Linked DNA regions of Homo sapiens: regions 2, 3, 4 and 5 are each linked to region 1. A link is a loop called in an ENCODE intact Hi-C map of the cell type or tissue named here. Cell type or tissue: heart right ventricle. All regions are shown on one strand. Each heading gives the region's core, and the rest is flanking DNA. Links, peaks and the distances in the headings are about the cores only. Region 1 overlaps RCC2 (regulator of chromosome condensation 2). Region 2 has its middle 38 kb from the start of RCC2. Region 3 has its middle 46 kb from the start of RCC2. Region 4 overlaps ARHGEF10L (Rho guanine nucleotide exchange factor 10 like). Region 5 has its middle 46 kb from the start of ARHGEF10L.

Region 1 (4,572 bases), core at 193-4,192:
GACCCCTCCTCAGCTCCGGCTCCATGGCTTTTTGTTTCTCTTTACTTTTGTGTTTGATTTTCTAAGGTGGGGTCTCCGTTTGAGTTAATTTACCCCTTGTAAAAACAGGGTCTGGATGTTTAGTTACATGCTGTAGAGTTTTTTTGTTTGTTTTTTTGTTTTTTGTTTTTTTTTGAGAACGGAGTTTCACTCTTTTTGCCCAGGCTGGAGTGCAATGGCGCAATCTCGGCTCACTGCAACCTCCGCCTCCCGGGTTCAAGTGATTCCCCGGCCTCAGCCTCTGGAGTAGCTGGGATTACAGGCATGTGCCACCACACCTGGCTAATTTTGTATTTTTAGTAGAGACGGGGTTTCTCCATGTTGGTCAGGCTGGTCTGGAACTCCTGACCTCAGGTGATCCACCCACCTCGGCCTCCCAAAGTACTGGGATTACAGGTGTGAGCCACTGCACACAGCCTTGCTATAGTTTTTAAAACAGGCTTAGTTTGTGGTCGGGTTGAAAACCATCCTGAAAACATTTTGTTTCCAAATGGAGAAATCTGTTAGAAATGCCTTGTCGTAAGCCTGTTCTGTTCCAAAGAAAGTGAGTGATGTTATATGGATGTAATTGTACTTCCCCCAAATACTTTGTTTTGACCTTGTATAAAGTCACCAGCCAGATGCTTAGAATACAAATACGAGATAGGCAGTCTTTTTTTTTTGGAGGGGAGACAGAGTCTCGCTCTGTTGCCAGGCTAGAGTGCAGTGGCGCGATCTCAGCTCACTGCAACCTCTGCCTCCCGGATTCAAGCGATTCTCCTGCCTCAGCCTCCCGAGTAGCTGGGACTACAGGCATGCTCCACCACGCCTGGCTAATTTTTGTATTTTTAGTAGAGATGGGGTTTCACCATGTTGGCCAGGATGGTCTCCATCTCTTGACTTCCTGATCTGCCTGCCTCGGCCTCCCAAAGTGCTGGGTGTGAGCCACCGCGCCCAGGAGATAGGCAGTCTTTTTTTTTCTAAGAAACTTGAGTTGGAGGGGTGAGATTTATACCTTAAAAACAAACTACTACTAAAGGCAGAAGAATGCTAAGTGCCTAATTAGTGGTCTAGGTGATGAAGGAAGGGAGGGACTTGGTTTTATTGATCTTAAAGAGACAGTGGCTAGGCTTTGAACTGCTCTGTGCTGGGAGGGTGGGGGTCTGAGGGTGCTTCTTTACATATCTTCTAAGCTTTGTGTTCTAGAAATGCCTTCAGCTTTTGCCTTCAGAATTACTGAGTTTATTAAACTTCCGTTTGTAACCTAGTAATTGTTTCCCACCAACATGCAGAGAGGTAGAGGCTTTTTATCAGTCTTTAAAAAAAATGAAAGTCTCCTTTCTTGTCTTTTCAGATAATGTACAACGGCCAGCCAATTACCAAAATGGCCTGTGGGGCTGAATTCAGTATGATAATGGACTGCAAAGGAAACCTCTATTCCTTTGGGTGCCCTGAATATGGTCAGCTGGGTATGGAAGTACATTTTTTAAAAGCTCTGTAATCTAACTGTATATATTCAGAACTAGAGATCAGTGTGGGGCTGCACACACGTGTTAGAAATGTGGGTAATTGATCTCAGATAATAGCCTTTGTCCGTTAAGTGGATCTCACGTTCAGCAGAACAGCGCGTCCTCATTCACAGGATTATGGAGTATTGCAACACTGCCTCAATGGAAAAGTTGGGACTGGAGTCCTACAAAAGATTTCTTTTTTTCTGATTTGGGAATTCATTTATATAAAGGGATTTCAAAGTTAAAAAAAAATCAGACCACCTTCATTCAATTTCACATTTAAAGATTATGCCTTTATTGAAAATGAGAAAATTACGGAAAATGAACGTTGTTCTGGAAACCCTGGCCTGGGCGATTATTTCGGGTTGCCACGTGAGGAGCCCTGGTGGACCCCCTCCCCGTGCGTCATCCCTAGCCAGAATCTAGTTGTCCAGAAACTTGTTTCTTCGATCTCATTGGTGGAAAAGGAGAATTCAGGCATCAGTTCTCAGTTAGTGGGGGGAGTGTCTTCCGACCTGATGGTCTCCATTCTCCTTCCCATCGGACCCTAAGTGCGGTTCCCTGAAGTGCGCTTCCCGGTTGTGGCTCTGCCTCCACTCCAGCCCCTCTGGGGAGGCCTCCGCGAGGTGTGGCGCGGGCGCCCTCTGCTGGCCGCGCGCGCTCCTGCAGCCGCAGCGCCTGGCAGATGGAAAAGGTAAAAATAGCGCCGAGCCCGCTGGCCTTAGCCTCGGGGAACAGTGACTTTGTGAAACTAAATATACTTCAAGTCAGAAGTGAATAAGAGAGAACAGCCCCTTACGCACATTTCACATTTCGCGTTGGTTGCCGTGGTGGAGCCCGAGACAGTTGGAGAGCGGTTTCCATGGCCACAGCCCTGCTGCGGTGCCCAGCAGCGGTCCGCTTCCTGCCACGTGCGCGCTCCTGCTGCCTTGGCCTCCCCTCTGCACCCCGGCAAGTCGATTTTCCGTCAGGAAGCATGACATGCTGTTGGTGATAAAAACGGCTCACTTTCATGGAGCAGTGACTGTGTGTGCCAGGCACCATGTAAGCACTTTGTACAAATTCGCAGGTGCTCAGTTACACTCAACTTGCAGGTAGTTTGGAAATCGGCTTGATTTGTAGCTACAGAATCGCTTATTCTCAGCGTATTACTTGCTTTAAGGCAGGTGTTTGTTTCGTTGTCCAAATCCAGATAGATCACTTTTAGAATGAACCTAAATCCGACTATGGCCGTGTCTCATCCACACACACTCATGCCTTGTGCCCCCTTTTTTGCAGTGCACTGAACTGGGCTGGGCAACGCCAAGATAAGAAAGACGGAGTCTCCCTCTGTCACCCGGGATGGAGTGCAGTGGTGTGATCTCAGTTCACTGCAACCTCCACCTCCTTGGTTCAAGCAATTCTCCTGCCTCGGTCTCCCAAGTAGTTGGGACTACAGGCGCCCGCTGCCACACCCAGCTAACTTTTTTTTGTATTTTTAGTAGAGACGGGGTTTCACCATGTTGACCAGGCTGGTCTCAAACGCTTGATCTCAAGTGATCTACCCGCCTCGGCCTCCCAAAGTGTTGGGATTACAGGCATGAGCCACCGTGCCCAGCCATGCCATTTAACTTTATTTTAAAGAGCTGTCACCCCTCTAGAGGGACAGGGAAGCCCGCTGTTCGATGTTTTCTGGAGTAGCTTCTGTCCTGTACTTCTGGAGAAAGCAGATGTGTGCAGCTCTTTAAAGGAGGTGGAAAAAGCAGTCACCAAATGTGCCTCCTCTCCTGTCTGGGAGTTGTGTCTGTTCAGTATCCACTGTGTCGATAGCAAATAAAAGGACTCTAATCATTTGTTGACTGCCTTGCTGAAACCTTGTCCGGAAGAGTGCAAGTGTTTAAAAATACCATTTTTGTGAGAAAAGTAGCGACATATCCGGAAATGCATTCTATTTACTGTGATGCTCTTACATTCATCGTAGCCTAGAAGGTGGGGGAATTTCTTAGTGGGGACCCTCAGACTTTTATTGTTTTTTTTGATACGGAGTCTTGCTCTGTCACCAGGCTGGAGTGCAGTGGCGCGATCTCGGGTCACTGCACCCTCCGCCTCCCGGGTTCAAGCGATTCTCCTGCCTCAGCCTCCTGAGTAGCTGGGACTACAGGCGTGCGCCACCACACCTGGCTAATTTTTGTATTTTTGGTAGAGACGGGGTTTCACCATGTTGGCCAGGATGGTCTCAATCTCTTGACCTCGTGATCCGCCGACCTCAGCCTCCCAAAGTGCTGGGATTACAGGCGCGAGCCACCGCGCCCGGCCAAGACCCTCAGACTTTTAAACGGACAGATGTTCCACTGGAAGGGATTATGTCAACAGTAGAGAACTGCTGTCATAAGACAGTGATAGTGAGCAGAGATCATGCCACCGCACTCCAGCCTGGGCGACAGAGCGAGACTCTGTCTCAAAAAAAAAAAAAAAAAAATAGAACCTGCTTATGAGATGAGTGTTATAAGGCGCCCTGTAAACAAGCCCAGGAGTTTTATTGTGTGTAGCGTAGTTGTGATTCCAGGGTGCAGTTGCTCCTTGGTAACCTGGGGGATTGCTTCCAGTACCCCCTGTGGATACCAAGATCTTAAGATGCTCAAGTACCTTATATAAAATGGCATAGTATTTGCATGTAACCTGTACACTTAAAATCATCTCTAGATTACTTCAGTACCTAATGTGATGTAAATGTTATGTAAGTAGTTCTACTGTATGGTCTTACTTGTATTGTTTGTATTATCTTTTTTTTTTCCTTGTTTCCTCCTCCCCCCAGATATTTTTGGACCACTGTTGGTTGAACCTGTGGCCATGGAGGGCTGACTGTATTTAAATAGCACAGTGCTCAAAAACACACATACCAATAAGGGCTGAGGTGCACACCAGCGTGCCGTATGGAGGGGGATTAGCCACAAGCCGGGGGCTAGTTTACAAACTGATAACAACAAGTTTTTTTGTTTGTTTTTTTTTGGAGACAGAAACTTGTTCTGTCGCCCAGGCTGGAGTGCAGTGGCATGATCTCTGC
Region 2 (4,572 bases), core at 336-4,335, 58 kb before region 1:
AGCTGAGGCAGGAGAATCACTTGAGCCCGGGAGGCAGACGTTGCAGTGAGCTGAGACCACACCATTGCACTCCAACCTGAGCAATAAGAGTGAAACTCCGTCTCAAACAAACAAACAAACAAAAAAAAGTATTACTCTTTTGTTAAGCTGCTATATAAGCCCCAGTTCTTTTTTTTTTTTTCTTTTTCTTTTTTTTTCTTTTTTCAGACAGGGACTCACTCTGTCCCCGAGGCTGGATGCAGTAGCATGATCTTGGCTCACTGCAACCTCCACCTCCTGGGCTCAAGTGATCCTCCCACCTCAGCCTGAGTAGCTGGGACTACAGGCATGGTGGTGCCACCATGCCTGGCTAATTTTTGTATTTTTTGTAGAGACAGGATTTCACCATGTTCCCCAGGCTCGTCTCAAACTCCTGGGGCAAAGTGATCCACCCTCTTCGGCCTCCCAAAGCTTTGGAATTACAGGTATGAGCCACCACGCCTGGCCTCCCCGTTCTGATTGCCCTCCTGAGTTACTTATCTCTGGGTTTTCCCACGTGTATGTGTAATGCTCATGTTAACAAAACCATCTGTTTGTTTTTCTCTGTTAATCTGTCTTTTGTCAGCCCCATATACAAGGCCCCAGCCATAGAACCTATGAAGGCTAGTTAGAAAAAAAATTTTCCACCGCTATGGCTATAAATCCCCAGCTGTCTGTGCTGTATTCATAGTTGAGTTCAATCTCTCTCCACCACTGTAATAGACTTGAATAAAGTCTTGCTTTGCCATTTTTAACAAGTTTCCAATGCAACTTTTCCCCTTTAGTAGCACACATCATCATGGTTGTTTTTTGTTTTTTTCTTTTTTTTTTTTGAGACGGAGTCTTGCTCTGTCGCCCAGGCTGGAGTGCAGAGGCACAATCTTGGCTCACTGCAACCTCTGCCTTCTGGGTTCAAGCGATTCTCCTGCCTCTGCCTCCCACGTAGCTGGGATTACAGGTGCCTGCCACCATGCCTGGCTAATTTCTGTATTTTTAGTAGAGACAGGGTTTTGCCATATTGGCCAGGCTGGTATCGAATTCCTGGCCTCAAGTGATCCACCTGCCTGAACCCGGGAGGCGGAGGTTGCAGTGAGGAAGATAGTCTCATTGCACTCTAGCCTGGACGACAGATCGAGACTCCATCTCAAAAAAGAAAAAAAAAATAGTGCTGTCAACCATATATAACAAAATTCGGAAACTGTGATTAAGTACAGAGTTTATTCCAACTCAGAGCTTCAGGATGGCCACCCAGGAGCATAGATTTCAGGCTGCTCTGAATACACAGTCTGATTCACAGTAGTTAAAGTGGGTTTTTGGCTGGGCACGGTGGCTCATGCCTGTAATCCCAGCACTTTGGGAGGTCGAGGCGGGCGGATCATCTGAGATCAGGAGTTCGAGACCAGCCTGACCAACATGAAGAAACCCCATCTCTACTAAAAATACAAAATTAGCCGGGCGTGGTGGCACATGCCTGTAATCCCAGCTACTAGGGAGGTTGAGGCAAGAGAATCGCTTGAACCTGGGAGGCAGAGTTTGCGGTGAGCCGAGATCGTGCCATTGCACTCCAGCCTGGGCAACAAGAGCGAAACTCCGCCTCAAAAAATAAATAAATAAAATAAATAAAGTGGGTTTTTCGCCGGGTGCAGTGGCTCACGCCTGTAATCCCAGCATTTTGGGAGTCCGAGGCAGGCGGATCACAAGGTCAGGAGTTCAAGACCAGCCTGGCCAATATGGTGAAACCCCATCTCTACTAAAAAATACAGAAATTAGCCGGGCGTGGTGGTACGCGCCTATAGTCCCAGCTACTTGGGAGCTGAGGCAGGAGAATTGCTTGAACCCAGGAGGCGGAGGTTGCAGTGAGCTGAAATCCTGCCATTGCACTCAAGCCTGGGCAACAAGAGCAAAACTCCATCCCCTCCCCCACCCCAAAAAAAAGAAAGAAAAAGAAAAAGCACAAGGCCAGGCACGGTGGCTCATGCCTGTAATCCCAGCACTTTGGAAGGCTGAGGCGGGCTGATCACATGAGGTCAGCAGTTCGAGACCAACCTGGCCAACATGGTGAAACCCTGTCTCTACTAAAAATACAAAGATTAGCTGGGCATGGTGGTGCATGCCTGTAATCCCAGCTACTCGGGAGGCTGAGGCAGGAGAATCGCTTGAACCCAGGAGGTGAAGGTTGTAGTGAGCCAAGATCATGCCACTGCACTCCAGCCTGGGCAACAGGAACGAAACTCTGTCTCAAAAAAAAAAAAAGAAAAAAGAAAAAAGAAAAAGAAACCCTGTCTCTACTAAAAAATACAAAAATTAGCCCGGTGTGTTGGTGCATGCCTGTTATCCCAGCTACTCGGGAGACAGAAGCAGGAGAATCACTTGAACCCAGGACGTGGAGGTTGCAGTGAGCCGAGATCACACCACTGCATTCCAGCCTGGGCGACAGAGCAAGACCCCGTCCTAAAAAACAAGAAAAATCAAGGCCACCAAAGCAAAACATGCCCACGCTGAGTCCATGCTCAGGCCCTGCAAGGAAATGCAGAGCAGCAGAGAAACACAACTGCGGTTCCTGAGGGCAGAGTCAGCGGGTTTCAAGGCTGAAAAGGGAGTCAGTTGCACTCTGCGAATGAGGCCTGGAAAACCAGTGCCCGGGAGAGGAACGAATGGGTCCACAGGTCTGAACACAGTTGGTCCTGTTGTTCATTGATCAGAAAAACTTCCATTAGTATCTGCTGAGATCCTGGCCATTCCAACTTCAGGATCTTTTATCAGCTTCAGCTCACTAGAGCCCCTTGTGGTGAAATACAACACTTAGGTTTGAAGGCTCCTAGAAAGTGCTGCTATAAATGGAAAAAATAATTTACAAAGTGAAGCGTCAATGGACAACCTTTCTTCTCCCTCAACCTCCTTTTCTGTAATTTTTTTTTTTTTTTTTTTTGAGACGGAGTCTCACTCTGTCACCCAGGCTGGAGTGCAGTAGGGCAATCTTGGCTCACTGCCACCTCCACCTCCTGAGTTCAAGCGATTCTCCTGCCTCAGCCTACTGAGCAGCTGGGACTACAGGCACACACCACCACGCCCAGCTAGTTTTTGTATTTTTTAGTAGAGATGGGGTTTCACCATATTGGCCAGGATGGTCTCGATATCTTGACCTCGTGATCCACCTGCCTCAGCCTCCCAAAGTGCTGGGATTACAGGTGTGAGCCACCGTGCCCAGTCAACCTTTTCTGTATTTTTCTACTTTCCCTTCAGTGATCCTCTGTATTATTTTAATATTTACAAGAGACAGCAGGGCGTGATATCTCACACCTGTAATCCCAGCACTTTGGGAGGCCGAAGTGGGCAGATGATTTGAGGTCAGGAGTTTGAGACCAGCCTGGCCAACATGGTGAAACCCCATCACTACTTCTGGTCCCAGCTACTCAGGAGGCTGAGGCAAGAGAATCGCTTGAACGGGGGAAGCGGAAGCAGAGGTTGCAGTGAGCCGAGATTGTGCCACTGCACTCCAGCCTGAGGGAGTGAGACCTTGTCTCAAAAACAAAAAAGTTTACAACAGACTTTCAAGAAACATCAGTTGCCAGACACGGTGTCTCACACTGATAATCCCAGCACTTTGGGAGGCAGCGGCAGGCAGATCACCTGAGATCAGGAATTCGAGACTAGCCTGGACAACATGGTGAAACTTCGTCTCTACAATAATACAAAAAATTAGCCAGGCATGGTGGCGTGTGCCTGTAATCCCAGATACTCAGGAGGCTGAGACAGGAGAATAGCTTGAACCCATGAGGCGGAGGTTGCAGTGAGCCGAGATCACGCCACTGCACTCCAGCTTGGGCGACAAGAGCAAGACTCTGTCAAAAAAGAAAAAAAAAAAAAAGAAACATCATCTTAGTGAGGAGGGTGACCTTCACTTACAGCCATGCTGTAACTGGTACCCCACAAGCCCTCTCATCTTAAGAAACCATTAAACTAAACTGGACAAAAGCCGTGAATGCCAGTCTTCAGGCACTGAACCACAGGCAGCACAAGCCTATGACCCCCGAGTGGAGGGAAACTCACAAGGTGAGACTTCACCCTCTGCCCCTCTCCCTACCCTCTTCCTGGGGACAGTTTTGTAATCACTGCACGGTGAGCTGGAGTCCAGGCAGAACTTAGTGTCCTGCTGAGCTGAGAAGGTGGAGTTAGCATTTGGGGCAGTGGAAATGGCTAGAAATGGTGGGACATGGTGCCAGAGAGGAGGAGTCTGTGCAGAAGGAGGCCCCGAGGTCTGGCAGGGGAGAGGAGGAATGTCCACTAAAAGTCCTTGACTAAGGGCTGGCTGAACATGCATGGGGGAAGATGACGCCAGGCCTCCAGATAGCATCTTCTGCAGGGTATAAGTGAAACAGGCTGGGCATAGTGACTCACACCTGTAATCGCAGATTCTCTCTTGCTCTGTCACTCAAGCTAGAGTGCTGCAATTACACAATCACAGGCCTCTGCTGCCTCAACATCCTAGGCTCCAGTAGCCCTCCCACCTCAGCCTCCTGAGTAGTTGGGACTGCAGGCATGTGCCACCATGTC
Region 3 (4,572 bases), core at 377-4,376, 65 kb before region 1:
GAGTGAAACTCCATCTCCAAAAAAAAAAGAAAGAAAGGCCAGGTGGGGTGGCTCATGCCTGTAATCCCAGCACTTTGCGAGGCCAAGGAGGCCAAGACGGGCAGATTGCCTGAGCTCAGGAGTTTGAGACCCATCTGGGCAACACGGTGAAACCCCATCTCTACCAAAAATACAAAAAATTAGCTGGGCATGGCAGCTTGCGCCTGTAAGGCCAGCTACTCGGGAGGCTGAGGCAGGAGAATCGCTTGAACCCAGGAGGTGGAGGTTGCAGTGAGCCAAGATTGCGCCACTGATCTCGAGCCTGGGTGACAGCGTGAGACTTCGTTTCAAAAAAAAAAAAAGCAAAAATCAGCCTAGTGTGGTGGTGCACGCCTGTAGTCCCAACTACTCAGGAGTTTGCGGTGGGGACAGCTTGAGCCTGGAAGGCAGAGGTTGCAGTGAGCCAAGATCTTGCCACTACACTCCAGTCTGGGCGTAAGAGCTAGACCTTGTCTCAAAAAGAAAAAAAAAAAGAAAAGCAATAACAAACTGGGTGTGGGAATGGGTGCTGGTCTTGCCAACAACGTCTTATTCCTAACTTTGTCATCACCCAGATACGTGACCTGGGACCAGCATCTTAATCAGCTCAGTTATAATCGACTCTGCTATAACAAAATACCATAGACAACAGAAATTTATTTCTCACTGTTCCGGCAGCTGAAAAGTCCAAGATCAAGGCATTGGTAGGTTCGGTGTCTGCCAAGGGCCCCTCTTCTGGTTGATAGATGGCGCTTCCTCTGTGTGTCCTCACATGGCAGAAGGGTGAGCAAGCTCTTGGGAGCAGCAAAGTTCTCTTATAAGGGCACTGATCTCATTCATGAGGGCTGTGACATAATCATCTCCCAAAGCCACACCTTCTAATACCGTCACATTGTGGGGTACGTTTCAACATACGAATTTTGCAGGGACGAAACATATAGCGGCGGTCCCCAGTGTTTTTGGCACCAGGAACCGGTTTCGTGGAGGATAATTTTTCCACAGACTGAGTCGGGGGAGGAAGAAAGGATGGCTTCTGGACGATTCAAGCGCTTGACATTTATCATTAGATTCTCATAAGGAGTGAGCAACCTAGATCCCTCACATGTGCAGTTCACAATAGGGTTCACGCTCCTGTGAGAATCTAATGCTGCCGTTGATCTGATAGGAGGACGAGCTCAGCTTCGCTAGAGCCAACCGCTCACCTCCTGCTGTGCGGCCAGGTTCCTAACAGGCCACAGACAGGTAATGCTCTGTAACCCAGGGGTTGGGGACTCCTGATCTAGAGCAATAAATAACCTCCCCTCTCTGGGCTTCTATTAATACTTTTTTTCCCCCCTGTGAAATGTGAGCCTTGGATTGGAGGAGCTGCAGGAGGCCTTCCAGTGCCAGGGATTCTACCTCTCTGAGGATCCCATGCACTTCAAGGCTTTATGTGGTCTGCCTCCCTGAGGTGGATAGACTCCCATATTTCTTTTTTTCTTTTCTTTTCTTTTTTTTTTTTTGAGACGGAGTCTCGCTTCATGGCCAGGCTGGATGGAGTGCAGTGGTGTGATCTTGGCTCACTGCAACCTCTGCCTCCCCGGTTCAAGCGATTCTCCTGTCTCAGCCTCCCAAGTAACTGGTATTACAGGCACGCACCACCGCGCCTGGCTACTTTTTGTATTTTTAGTAGAGATGGGGCTTCACCATGTTGGCCAGGATGGTCTCGATCTCTTGGCCTTGTGATCTGCCTGCCCTGGCCTCCCAAAGTGCTGGGATTACAGACATGAGCCACCACGCCCGGCCAGACTCTCGTATTTCTATCTCCAGGCCAGATCTCTCCAGATTCAGAGAGCCAACTGCTTATGCAGCACCTCCACCAGGATGCTGACAGCATCTTGTGTCCATGTGTCCTGGACATAGCTCCCAACTGCACACTCCCACCTGCTCCCCACACCATTGGTCCATCCATCTTCTTCTCTCCATTAATGGCCATGACTCCAGGCTTCCAGCAGCTTAGGGTAAATCCACACCCAACAACCAGTGAATCCTAATGGCTCCTCCTTCAAAATAGATCTCAAATGCAACCATGTTTGACCACCTTGCCTTCCTGCCAACATCCTGAGCAAACCGTGCTCACCTCTCCCTTGGATTTTCACAGTGGTCGCCAACCCACCTCCCTGCTACCAGCAGGGGGCAAGCACAGCATACCATCGTTCCTTCTCGACATAGCAAGCACGGCATTCCATTAAAAAATAAGATAAGTCGGCCACGCACGGCGGCTCACGCCTGAAATCCCAGCACTTTGGGAGGCCAAGGCAGGCAGATCACAAGTCAGGAGTTTGAGACCAGTGTGGCCAACACAGCAAAACCCCATCTCTACTAAAAATACAAAAATTAGCCAGATGGAGGCCGGGCGTGGTGGCTCACGCCTGTAATCCTAGCACTTTGGGAGGCCGAGGCGGGAGGATCACAAGGTCAGGAGTTCGAGACCATCCTGGCTAACACAGTGAAACCCCGTCTCTACTGAAAATAGAAAAAAATTAGCCGGGCGTGGTGGCAGGCGCCTGTAGTCCCAGCTACTCGGGAGGCTGAGGCAGGAGAATGACATGAACCCGGGAGGCAGAGTTTGCAGTGAGCTGAGATCACGCCACTGCACTCCAGCCTGGGTGACAGAGTGAGACTCCGTCTCAAAAAAAAAAAAAAAAAAAAAAAAAATTAGCCAGATGGGCCGAGCACGGTGGCTTACGCCTGTAATCCCAGCACTTTGGGAGGCCGAGGCGGGTAGATCACGAAGTCAAGAGATCGAGACCATCCTGGCCAACATGGTGAAACCCCGTTTCTACTAAAAATACAAAAAATTAGCCGGGCGTGGTGGCAGGTGCCTGTAGTCCCAGCTACTCGGGAGGCTGAGGCAGAAGAATCACTTGAACCCGGGAGGCAGAGGTTGCAGTGAGCTGAGATTGCACCATTGCACTCCAGTCTGGCGATGGAGTGAGACTCTGTCTCAAAAAAAAAAAAAAAAAATTAGCCGGGCATGGTGGCAGGCACCTGTAGTCCCAGCTACTTGGGAGGCTAAGGCAGGAGAATCGCTTGAACCCAGGAGATGGAGGTTGCAGTGAGCCGAGATTGTGCCATTGCACTCCAGCTGGGCTACACAGCGAGACTCTGTCTCGATCAATCAATCAATAATAAATAAGACAAGTCATGTCCCCTCCATTCAGTGCATTCCACAGGTAAAAGCTCCTGCACCCTGCACCCCTTACCTCTCCCTCTTCATCTCCTCCCCATCACTTCTCTCCTCACTCCACTCCAGTCACACCAGCTCCCTTGCCTGTGTAGCCTCAACACAATAGGCACACTCCTGCCCCAGAGCCTTTGCACCTGCTGGCCTCCTGAATGCTTCTTTCCCAGTGAAATCTTCTCTGCCCACATCCACACCTGCAGTTGCAACCTTTCTCTGCAATGGAGGTCTTCCCTCCCAGACCCCACCGTTCATTCTCTGTTTTGTTCAATGACTGCTTCCCCACATTAGAATGGAAGCCCTGGGAGGGCAGGATCTTTATTGGAATTGGTCACTGCTGTATTCCCAGTGCCTAAAGCCATCAGAGGAATATCTGTACTTCCAGCAAGTGGCTTTTGGAAAACGTCATGCTGGAGCATGTGCCTATGGAAAATAAGGTCAACTGGGCACAGTGGCTCATGCCTGTAATCCTAGCACTTTGGGAGGCCAAGACAGGATTGCTTGAGTTCAGGAGTTCAAGATCAGACTGGGCAATATGGTGAAACTCTGTCTCTACAAAAAAAGAATTAGGCTGCGTGCAGTGGCTCACGCCTGTAATCCCAACACTTTGGGAGGCGAGGCGAGCAGATCTTGAGGTCAAGAGATGGAGACAATCCTGGACAATATGGTGAAACCCCATCTCTACTAAAAATACAAAAATTAGCTGGGAGTGGTGGCACTCGCCTGTAGTCCTAACTACTCAGGAGGCTGAGGCAACAGAATTGCTTGAACCCGGGAGGCGGAGGTGGCAGTGAGCCAAGATCATGCCACTACACTCCAGCCTGGCGACAGAGCAAAACTCTGTCTCAAAAAAAAAAGAATTAGCCTGGCATGGTGGCACACATCTGTGGTCCCACCTACTTGGGAGGCTGAGGTGGGAGGATCACTTGAGCCAGGGAGGCAGAGGTTGCAGTGAGCCAAGATTCCACCACTGCACTCCAGCCTGGGTGACAGAGTGAGATTTCATCTCAAAAAAAAAAAAAAAAGGAAAACAAGGTTCAATTAATTCTGAGACATTTGCCCTAACTCTGAAAAAGTGCTTTCCTTTTCATTTTGCCCCTCACCTGCCCCTCCTCCCGCCTCCAGGTCCCAGCCCCCTCCCATCAAAATAATTTACAAATGGGGCCACCTGTATTAGTCTGTTCTCATGCTGCTATGAAGAAATACTCAAGACTGGGTAATTTATAAAGAAAAGAGGTTCAACTGACTCAGTTCCACATGTCTGGAAAGGCCGCAGGAAACTTACAATCACGGCGGAAGAGGAAGCAGACACGTGCTTCTTCACAGGGCGG
Region 4 (4,572 bases), core at 209-4,208, 190 kb before region 1:
AGCATGCCTCTCCCAGAGTGGATCCCCCAAGCCCAGAAAAGGTGGGAGGCACTGGGAAAGTCCCCTCTCTTGTCCCCACCCTGCCCATGCAGGAATGGCCCCAGGTGGAGCTCTCCCGCCCCGCTACATCTTTTAAAAGGAGCTTGAGGCTGGGCATGGTGGCTCACACCTGTAATCCCAGCACTTTAGGAGGCCGAGGCAGGTGGATCACTTGAGGCCAGGAGTTTGAGACCAGCCTGGGCAACATGACGAAACCCCATCTCTACAAAAATACAAAAATTAGCCAGGCATGATGGTGCACGCCTGTAATCCCAGCTACCTGGGAGGCTGAAGCAGAAAATTGCTTGAACCCAGGAAACAGAGGGTACAGTGAGCCGAGATAGGGCCACTGTACTCCAGCCTGGGCGAAAGAGTGAGACTCTGCCTCAAAAGAATAATTAATAAAAATAAACATAAAAGTAGCCTGAGAGGGACGCCATCCCCTCTGCTCAGTCAGGGCCTGTAAGAAGCTGTCCCCATGAAACTGCAAATCTCAGCACGGACAGACACTGCCTCTTGGTGGCTTCCGCAGAACAACAGGGAAGGAGCATGGGTGCCATGGGAAAGAAGGAACCAGATGACCTATCCCCCTCACAGCCTCAGGGGCTCCCCTCCAGGAAATAAGCAGAATGGTCTCTACTCCAGGCAGAAACACGAGGAAAGCTGAATGCATGGATGGCACCGTGTGAGGCCCTGGAGAGAAGGCTTCCAGGCCGCTCTGGCTTAGCCACAGCAGCCCCCACTCTCCACTGCCCCAGAGCAGAGAGGACTGCGCGGGCTGAGGCCTGGTCTGAGCATCAGTCCCAGAAGGCGGGGAGAGCAAGTGGATCTGATCCAGGCTCCACCTCTAAGCAAGTGGCTGGGCTACCTGGAGTGCGGCGTTGAGAGGACTCTGAAGCCCAGTCTGAGCCCGTGAGCATCAGGATCAATTGACCAGGTCTGCCATAGCAAGGGGGTGGGGGGAGCACCTGTGCCAGGTACCAGCCATGCCCATCCCGGGCTTAGGGCTGCCAACAGCAATGTCTACGAGTCACCTCCTGTTTCGGGATGACCTGGGCTTCTGGCTCCCCTCTCACCACACATACCCGGGAATCCCTGGGACCCAGACGTGAGTCCTAGGCCTGGCCCTCACTACCCAGCTCCCTCCCTCCCTCCCTCCCTGAAGGGGTCTCCGTGCCCTGACTGAGGTGAGCGACACCCCCGGTCCCCTCACCTTGGGCTGGAAGGACACTCGGTGCTTGGCGGGCTCGACCTCGACCTCCGGCTTGGCCTCCTCCCCCGAGTCCTCGCTGTAGCTCTCGAACTCACTGGAGCTCCAGCCTAGGTCCTCCGCCTGCCGAGGGGCCCCAGCCCGGTGCGCATCCTCGTAGAGCAGGTTCCTCTCTGCCCCTGCTGGCCAAGCGGCAGCCGGTGAGCCCAGGCCCTGAGGCCAAGCCTACCAGACTTCCAGCCTCAGACCCAATTTCTGAACCCAGGTGGGGCGAGGGGGGGTCAGGGAGAACATGGGGGCCCTGGGGCTCCAGCTCTACCTCCTCAACCATGAAACGAAGATGATAATACATTTTCCCCCTCGTAGGGCAAGGAGGGCCTGAGAAAATGGGGAAAACCCAAGAAATGGGTCAGACGTGCACAAGCCCGCTCACTTCCTTTTGCTCCCAGCACTGCTTTTGTATGGTCTCAGCGCTCATTGTGAGCCTCCTTGGCAATTTTGTTTTAGAGACAGGGTCTCATTGTCTCGCCCAGGCTGGAGTGCAGTGGTACAATCATAGCTCACTGTGGCCTCAAACTCCTGGGCTCAAGAGATCCTCCTATCTCAGCTTCCCAGGTAGCCGGGACTACAGGTGTGCACCATCACACCCAGCTAATTTTTTAATTTTTTGTAGAGACGGAGTCTTGTTATGTTGCCCAGGCTGGTCTTGAGCTCCTGGACTCAAGTGATCCTCCTGCCACGGCCTCCCAAAGTGCCAGGGTTACAGGCGTGAGCCACCACACCCAGCCGAGCCACCACACGTGGCCTGTTTCTTACTGGAAAAGAGAAGACCCGGAGCCAAGTCCTGGCTCAGGCCCTCAGCATCCTCAGGAATGAAACAGAGATTGTTGGGGCCTCAGGGCTCCTCACCCCAAATCTGACTTCACGTGCAGCCTGGGATCTTCCAGTAGGGGGCGCAGCTGGCCCAGAGTCCAGGAGCTCCTTTCCTTCCTAAGCCTGCGGGAAATGCCTTGGACTGAAAACTTGGGGACAAAAAGCTAAGAGTCTGGAGGGACAGGTCCCACAAGGGCCAGGGCACTCGTGGGGCCCATTCAACTCGGCTATGAGATGCCACTTGAAGCCTGAGGTGGGAAAGCCACTGTCCCGAGGCCGGAACACAGGGTCCCAGCCCCAGCTCCGTCACTGGGGGATCTTGGGCAAGGCCCTTTGCCCCACTGGGTTTCATTTCTTCATCTGTTACCTGGAGAACTGCAGACCTCATGAAACTGGGGTCAGACGCCAAAAAGTACATGAAGATGAAAATGCTTTTGTCATCACAGAAGAAATATAGCATTGGGAAGGGTTTTTTTGTTTTTGTGTTTTTTTAAAAAAAAAAAAAAAGGAATCTGACTGGTCGCGGTGGCTCACACCTGTAATCCCACCACTTTGGGAGGCTGAGATGGGTGGATCGCCTGAGGTCAGGAGTTCAAGACCAGCCTGGCCAACATGATGAAACCCCATCTCTACTAAAAATACAAAAACTAGCCGGGTGTGGTGGCACGCACCTGTAGTCCCAGCTACTCAGGAGGCTGAGGCAGGAGAATTGCTTGAACCCGGGAGGCGGAAGCTGCAGTGAGCCGAGACCGTGCCACTGAACTCCAGCCTGGGTGACAGAGAGAGACAACATCTCAAAAAAAAAAAGAAGAAGAAGAAGAAGAAAAGAAATCTGCTCAGAAACGACTGTGCTGAAAAACTGCGAGCTTTGGTCATCAGAGACCTCTCTGCAAAATGTGGCTAATAATAAGTGGACAAGTTGAGTAAATAAAACAGGCACGGAGCTCTTGGCAAAGTGCCTGACACATAGCACGCACTCGGCTGAGAGCAGTAGGCCGTCACTCATGGTGGCTCTGGGGGAGCTTGGGTGTCAGTCCATAGACCCAGGGCCCCCCAGCTTCACCCCACAGGAAAGGTGGGGTGCGAGAGGTTGGGGGCAAGAGTGTCAGCCAAAGAACAAAACAGATGTGCCAAAGCTTAGTGGGAGACGGGTCCCAGAACCAGGAGGGAACATGAGGCTATTTTTAAGCAAAAGATAATAGTAACTAATGTCTTTAGAGAGTGGAGCAGCTGCGACCTTCAGAAGGCCAGGCTGATTGTCCTGTTATTGCAGTGGAGGCCCCTGAACTAGTGGCCAAAGAGGCAGAGTTCTCAGGGTAGCCCTGAGGAGGAACCCTGGCAGCATGTGGCAGGTCCACGCCTCCACAGGGCTGAGCCGTGCACCCAACCACCTCCATCCTCGGTGTGCCACGGCTCCCAGCGGCCCTGTGCAGACAGCAGGGTGTGAATGATCACTCCTCCTATTAGACAGATGGGAGAGATGTGGCTGGCCACAGTAAGACAGTGAACGGGGCCAGGGTTCTGTACCACCTTCCGTTGAAGTCCCCGCCATCTACACATATAGAAATATCCTCTCCAGTGGAGACAGAGTCACAGAACTCTTGTGCCTGTGTGCAGCCCGAGGGCCAACTCCTCAGCTTTCAGGGACCACATAAGGGTCCCCTCATGCTTCCTGCTCAGTGTCCTCATCAATTACCTCATGGAATCTACGCTACCACCCTAGGACTGGCTATTATTGCCCCAGTTCTACAGATGGGTCAACTGAGGCCCAGAGAGATTGGTCAGGACCCCGTGTGACCCTCCCCAAAGGCCTGTGAGCTGGGGATTTTCCTGCTTTATGTGAAGAAGCCAAGGCACAAAGGCACAAAGCCCTGTGCCCAAATCAATGGCAGAGCTGGCCCGAGCTCCTCTCCAAGCTTCTGCTGAGCCCACATCAGCCCCAGGCAGGCCAGTGCTGGGACCCTCGGCAGGCATAACACTAACAACAACAGCAACAGTGGCCCTGTGTGAAAAGCATCTCCAAAACTCCACCCTGCACTGAGCTTTGTGCAGCCTTGTCACAAATGATCCTCCCACAGCCCAGCATATGGGGATCCTGGGGTGGGTACTGTGGTCCCCATTTGCAGGCTCAGAGCTAGGGTGCAAACACAGGCTGTGTGACACCCAGGCCATGAACATGCCACATCCTCCCAGACCCTGAGGACAGTGAAGACAGGAGCCAGGGACTTAGTGACTTGATTGAATTCAGGTGGGAAATAGGCCAAATGGGTTAAACAACAACTGAGGCCCCTCAGCCGCTCAGACCTCCCAGCTCTGGGACTTTTCTGAGACTCCTTTGCCTCCTAATACAGTGGGAATCCATTGCTCCCTGGACTCAAGTGAGCTACAAACAGGAAAATGTGCTCCAAGCACATCCCAGGCTTGCTAAAGGGATAAGCATATCCTTGGCC
Region 5 (4,572 bases), core at 324-4,323, 74 kb before region 1:
TGCTTCTGCTGTTTTCTCCAATGTTAAGATGCCATGGGCCGGGTGCGGTGGCTCACGCCTGTAATCCCAGCACTTTGGGAGGCCGAGGCAGGCGGATTACCTGAGGTCAGGATTTCAAGACCAGCCTGACCAACATGGAGAAATCCCATCTCTACTCAAAATACAAAAATTAGCTGGGCGTGGTGGCGCATGCCTATAATCCCAGCTACTCAGGAGGCTGAGGCTGGAGAATCGATTGAACCTGGTAGGCGGAGGTTGCGGTGAGCCGAGATCGTACCATTGCACTCCAGCCTAGGCAACAAGAGTGAAACTCTGTCTCAAAAAAAAAAAAAAAAAAGACTGAGTGGGCACAGTGGCTCACGCCTGTAATCTCAATGCTTTAGGAGGCTGAGGGAGGAGGATGGCTTGAGTTCAGGAGTCCGAGACCAGTCTGGGCAACATGGCAAGACCCTGTCTCTACAAAAAAATTTAAAAATCAGGCCAGGCACAGTGGCTCACACCTGTAATCCCAGCACTTTGGGAGGCTGAGGCAGGCGGATCACCTGAGGTCAGGAGTTTGAAACAGCCTGGCCAACATGGCGAAACCCTGTCTCTACTAAAAATACAAAAATTAGCCAGGCGTAGTGGCAGGCGCCCGTAACCCAGCTACTCGGGAGGCTGAGGCAGGAGAATTGCTTGAAACTGGGAGGCAGAGGTTGCAGTGAGCCAAGATTGCGCCACTGTACTCTCCATCCCAGGCAACAGCGTGAGACTCCATCTAAAAAAAAAAAAAAAAAAGGGTGGGCGTGGTGGCTCATGCCTGTAACCCCAGCACTTTGGGAGGCCGAGGCGAGCGGATCACCTGAGGAGTTCGAGACTAGCCTGGTCCAACATGGTGAAACCCTGTCTCTACTAAAAATACAAAAATTAGCTGGGCGTGGTGGTGGGCACCTGTAATCCTAAGTACTCGGGAGGCTGAAGCAGGAGAATCGCTTGAACCCAGGAGCTGGAGGTTGCAGTGAGCCGAGATCTTGCCACTGCACTCCAGCCTGGGTGACAGAGCGAGACTCCATCTCAGATAAAAAAAAAAAAAAAAAAAAGTCCAGGCACGGTGGCTCACGCCTGTAATCCCAGCACTTTGGGAGGCTGAGGCAGGCAGACCATGAGGTCAGGAGTTCGAAACCAGCTTGACCAACATGGAGACACCCCATCTCTACTAAAAATACAAAAATTAGTAGGGCATGGTGGCAGGCGCCTGTAATCCCAGCTACTTGGGAGGCTGAGGCAAGAGAATTGCTTGAACCCAGGAGGCAGAGGTTGCAATGAGCCAAGATCGTGCCACTGCACTCCAGCCTGGGCAACAGAGCAAGACTCTGTTTAAAAAAAAAAAAAAAAAGGTGTCACAGCCTCTACCCTGGAGTCATCATGGGTGCAACATGGCAGGTGAAAGTTGGAGCTGGGACATTCTCTCATCAACCAGCAATGATAATAAAGGGAAATAATAACACAGCCCTGGCCATGTGCCTGACGCTCTGCTTCATATTTTATAGAATAACTCATTTAATTGTCCCAACAGCCCTATGAGGTGGTTACAATTATCCCCATTTTGCAGGCGAGGAAACTGAGGCACAGAGAGGCAAAATCACTAGTCCATGGTTACCCAGCTAGCAAGCGGTGCCTCTAAGCTCAGCACTGCACTGATGATTTTATTAGCTCACAAACTCCCCAAGGTAATACAGCCAGTTTATAGATGAGAAAATCAAGGGTCAGATGGGAAAGTCACAGACTCCAAGATCACACAGGTAGCAGTGTCTGCACCCAAGGCCTGAGCACTTTGTTCTCAGAGAACAAAGGAGGTCTCCCCTCTGTCCGGAAGCCTCCTGAGGACAAGGAGGTTGGCTGTGGCCCCACTGGAGGCTGGACCCACCTGGGCAGAATCGTGGTGCGGAGGCGCCCTCTGCTGGCAGCAGGGAAAAGACCAGCAAAAGGAGCCTTCCTTTCCTCCCTTTGCTTCTGGCCTAGAGCAGGTTCTTGAGCACCTCCTCTGGGCCTTGCCTGGCACTGGGGATGCTGAAATGGATGAGTCATCACCCCTCTCTTATCCCCTCAGAGGAAATGAACCATTTTGAAAGGGTTATCAGCAGAGGGCTGGGGAGAAACACCTGACCTAGCCTGGGCAGTCTGAGAGGGCTTCCTGGAGGAGGTGATCTGCATTGAATGAAAGGTAGCCTGATTCAGTTCAAGTCTCTGGGACCAAAACAATTTAGGCTTCATTGGCCAGGGTAGTTGTCACAGGCCACCCTGATCATGATATCAAGAAAACCCAAGAGCCAGATGCAGTGGCTCATGCCTGTAATCCCAACTCTTTGGGAGGCCAAGGAGGGAGGAGCGCTTGAGCCAAGGAGTTTGAGACCAGACTGAGCAACATAGAAAGACCCCCACTCTACAAAAAAAAATTAAAAAATTAGCCAGGCATGATAGCACACACCTGTGATCCCAGCTACTTGAAAAGCTGAGGTGGGAGAATCCCTTAAGCCCCGGACATCAAGGCTGAAGTGAGCTGTGATGGTGCCACTGCACACCAGCCTGGGTGACAGAGCAAAACCCCATCTCAAAAAAAAGAAAAAAGAAAACCCACAGAAGTGAAATGTAAATGAGGGCTCTGATAAGCCAAGGAATTTCAGGGGGAAGTGCCTTCCAGGCAAAAGGAACAGAGAGGGCAAAGGCTCTGAACACAGAAGGTGAGACAGACCAAGGAACAGCAAGGGGGCAGGTGTGGCTGGATCAGAGTGAGCAGAGGGGAAGGAAAAGAGTTAGGGAAGGGAGCTAATAGAAAAATTATGACTTTATGTGTGGGTGTGCTGCCTAATTCACCCAATCCACCTTTCATTGTCTTTTTTTTTTTTTTTGAAACAGTCTCGCTCTATTGCCCAGGCTGGAGTGCAGTGGTACAATCTCAGCTCACTGCAACCTCTGCCTCTTGGGTTCAAGTGATTCTCCTGCCTCAGCCTCCCAAGTAGCTGGGATTACAGGCACTCACCACCATGCCCGGCTAATTTTTTGTATTTTTAGTAGAGATGGGGTTTCACTATGCTGGCCAGGCTGGTCTCAAACTCCTGACCTCGTGATCCACCCACCTCGGCCTCCCAAAGTGCTGGGATTATAGGCGTGAGCCACAGCGCCTGGCAAATTTGGTTACTTCTATGGTTTACAATAACTTAGCATAATAGCCATAATTATAATTGATAGCATATACTTAGACATTGGAATTTTAGAAATCCCATACCATTTTGGAATATATATTAGTACTATTCACAAAAATATAACCTAAAGAAGATTGACTGCCTGGCCGCTGCACTGTCTGGGAAGTGAGGAGTGCCTCTGCCTGGTCGCCGTGCAACCCTCCAGGTGTGAAGTGGCAGCCTTGTGTGTGATCTTTCTGCCCTCCCCAAGTTTGCATTTTTGACAGTAAAGTTTACTTTTAAATTAAAAGATTTAAATTGGGGAAGATTAAAAAAAAAAAAAGAAGATTGAGCATCATTTTGGCAATCTCATGTACCTAAACATGTTGAATAATCCTGTTTACCTCCTTTCTGGATGTTTTCAGTGGCCCTCTGATCCATCCAAAAAGCCAGGCATTAGGAAAGACAATTTTGAAACTGAAGTTTGATTTTGGAATTCCAGATTACCGTAAGTTCTTTATTTTGCCAAAACGATGACTCAGAAATTTTAAAGAAGCAAAAACTTTGTATAACCCTTTTGAATTTAGTCAATATGTTCACACAGAGAACCTCTTCTGCAAATTAATTTTGCCAATTCTTCTACCACTTCTTTGAACCTTCAGCTTTTTCTATCTAACTCAAAACAATCATTTAACCCTAGGCAAAATTTACATTTCCATGCCTTCTTATAACCTTTTACAAAAAAAAAAAAAAACCACAACACATTTTACTGTTCTTATACACCTTGCATGTAAATCTATTTGCAGAAGTCTCGCTCTGTCACCCAGGCTGGAATGCAGTGGTATGATATCAGCTTACAGAAACTTCCACCTCCCGGGTTCAAGCAATTCTCCTGCCTCAGCCTCCCCAGTAGCTGGGATTATAGGCGTGTACCAACATGCCCAGCTAATCCTTATATTTTTAGCAGAGACGGGGTTTCACCATGTTGGCCAAGCTGGTTTCGAACTCCTAACCTCAGGCGATCCACCTGCCTCAGCCTCCCAAACTGCTGGGATTAGAGGCGTGAGCCACCATGCCCAGCCATATTTCCAGTAGTCTTGATTGCATGTTACAATGGTGACTCTTTGGCAATTTTAACTGTAATGTAAAACCTGGTAAGTTATGTTCTGATAAGATTTGACTGTTTTCAGCATAGCTAGGGCATTGCCAATTCCACATGTCCCCAGGCCTTACCTAGCTGGAAAGCAGGCAAGTAAAACAATTGCCATGAATTAAGAATATTCGCATGGGCTGGGCACAGTGACTCACACCTGTAATCCCAACACTGGGAGGTGGAGGCGGATGGATCACCTGAGATCAGGAGTTGGACACCAGCCTGGCCAACATGGTGAAACCTCGTCTCTATTACAAA

Evidence for each region. Hi-C counts contacts between places; a loop is a spot of excess contacts. Peaks named below come from ENCODE experiments on the same cell type or tissue, not always from the same donor. Only the 100,000 strongest peaks of a DNase experiment are listed, where the experiment ranks them.
Region 2: a loop joins it to region 1, with 3 times the contacts of the local background. A loop is called at or near these places in 55 of 110 quality-filtered maps.
Region 3: a loop joins it to region 1, with 2.4 times the contacts of the local background. A loop is called at or near these places in 62 of 110 quality-filtered maps.
Region 4: a loop joins it to region 1, with 5 times the contacts of the local background. A loop is called at or near these places in 45 of 110 quality-filtered maps.
Region 5: it touches region 1 in a loop (3-fold over the local background); 43 of 110 quality-filtered maps call a loop at or near these places.

What each region holds. Positions count from the first base shown.
Region 1 is chr1:17,417,629-17,422,200 of GRCh38, reverse strand. It overlaps RCC2 (regulator of chromosome condensation 2), which reads left to right. Exons shown (of 13, transcript NM_018715.4): 7 at 1,373-1,487. Among named protein-coding and RNA genes, the nearest start is that of RCC2, 20 kb to the left of the region's middle. RefSeq lists enhancers at 1-150, 1,880-2,414, 4,354-4,572. In heart right ventricle, for the core only: no CTCF peak of the experiment used is centred there; a DNase peak (open chromatin) is centred at 2,190; H3K4me3 peaks cover 398 bases; H3K27ac peaks cover 684 bases.
Region 2 is chr1:17,475,761-17,480,332 of GRCh38, reverse strand. No RefSeq gene overlaps it. Among named protein-coding and RNA genes, the nearest start is that of RCC2, 38 kb to the right of the region's middle. In heart right ventricle, for the core only: a CTCF peak has its summit at 2,807; a DNase peak (open chromatin) is centred at 4,262.
Region 3 is chr1:17,483,096-17,487,667 of GRCh38, reverse strand. No RefSeq gene overlaps it. Among named protein-coding and RNA genes, the nearest start is that of RCC2, 46 kb to the right of the region's middle. RefSeq lists an enhancer at 1-73. In heart right ventricle, for the core only: a CTCF peak has its summit at 2,193 (motif pointing right); no DNase peak of the experiment used is centred there; H3K27me3 peaks cover 550 bases.
Region 4 is chr1:17,604,658-17,609,229 of GRCh38, reverse strand. ARHGEF10L (Rho guanine nucleotide exchange factor 10 like) reads right to left here. Exons shown (of 29, transcript NM_018125.4): 7 at 1,253-1,428. Among named protein-coding and RNA genes, the nearest start is that of ARHGEF10L, 67 kb to the right of the region's middle. RefSeq lists an enhancer at 816-1,344. In heart right ventricle, for the core only: a CTCF peak has its summit at 2,186 (motif pointing right); DNase peaks (open chromatin) are centred at 2,209, 3,089 and 3,379; H3K27ac peaks cover 2,182 bases.
Region 5 is chr1:17,491,800-17,496,371 of GRCh38, reverse strand. No RefSeq gene overlaps it. Among named protein-coding and RNA genes, the nearest start is that of ARHGEF10L, 46 kb to the left of the region's middle. RefSeq lists a silencer at 1,800-1,942. In heart right ventricle, for the core only: a CTCF peak has its summit at 1,939 (motif pointing left); a DNase peak (open chromatin) is centred at 1,911; H3K27me3 peaks cover 724 bases.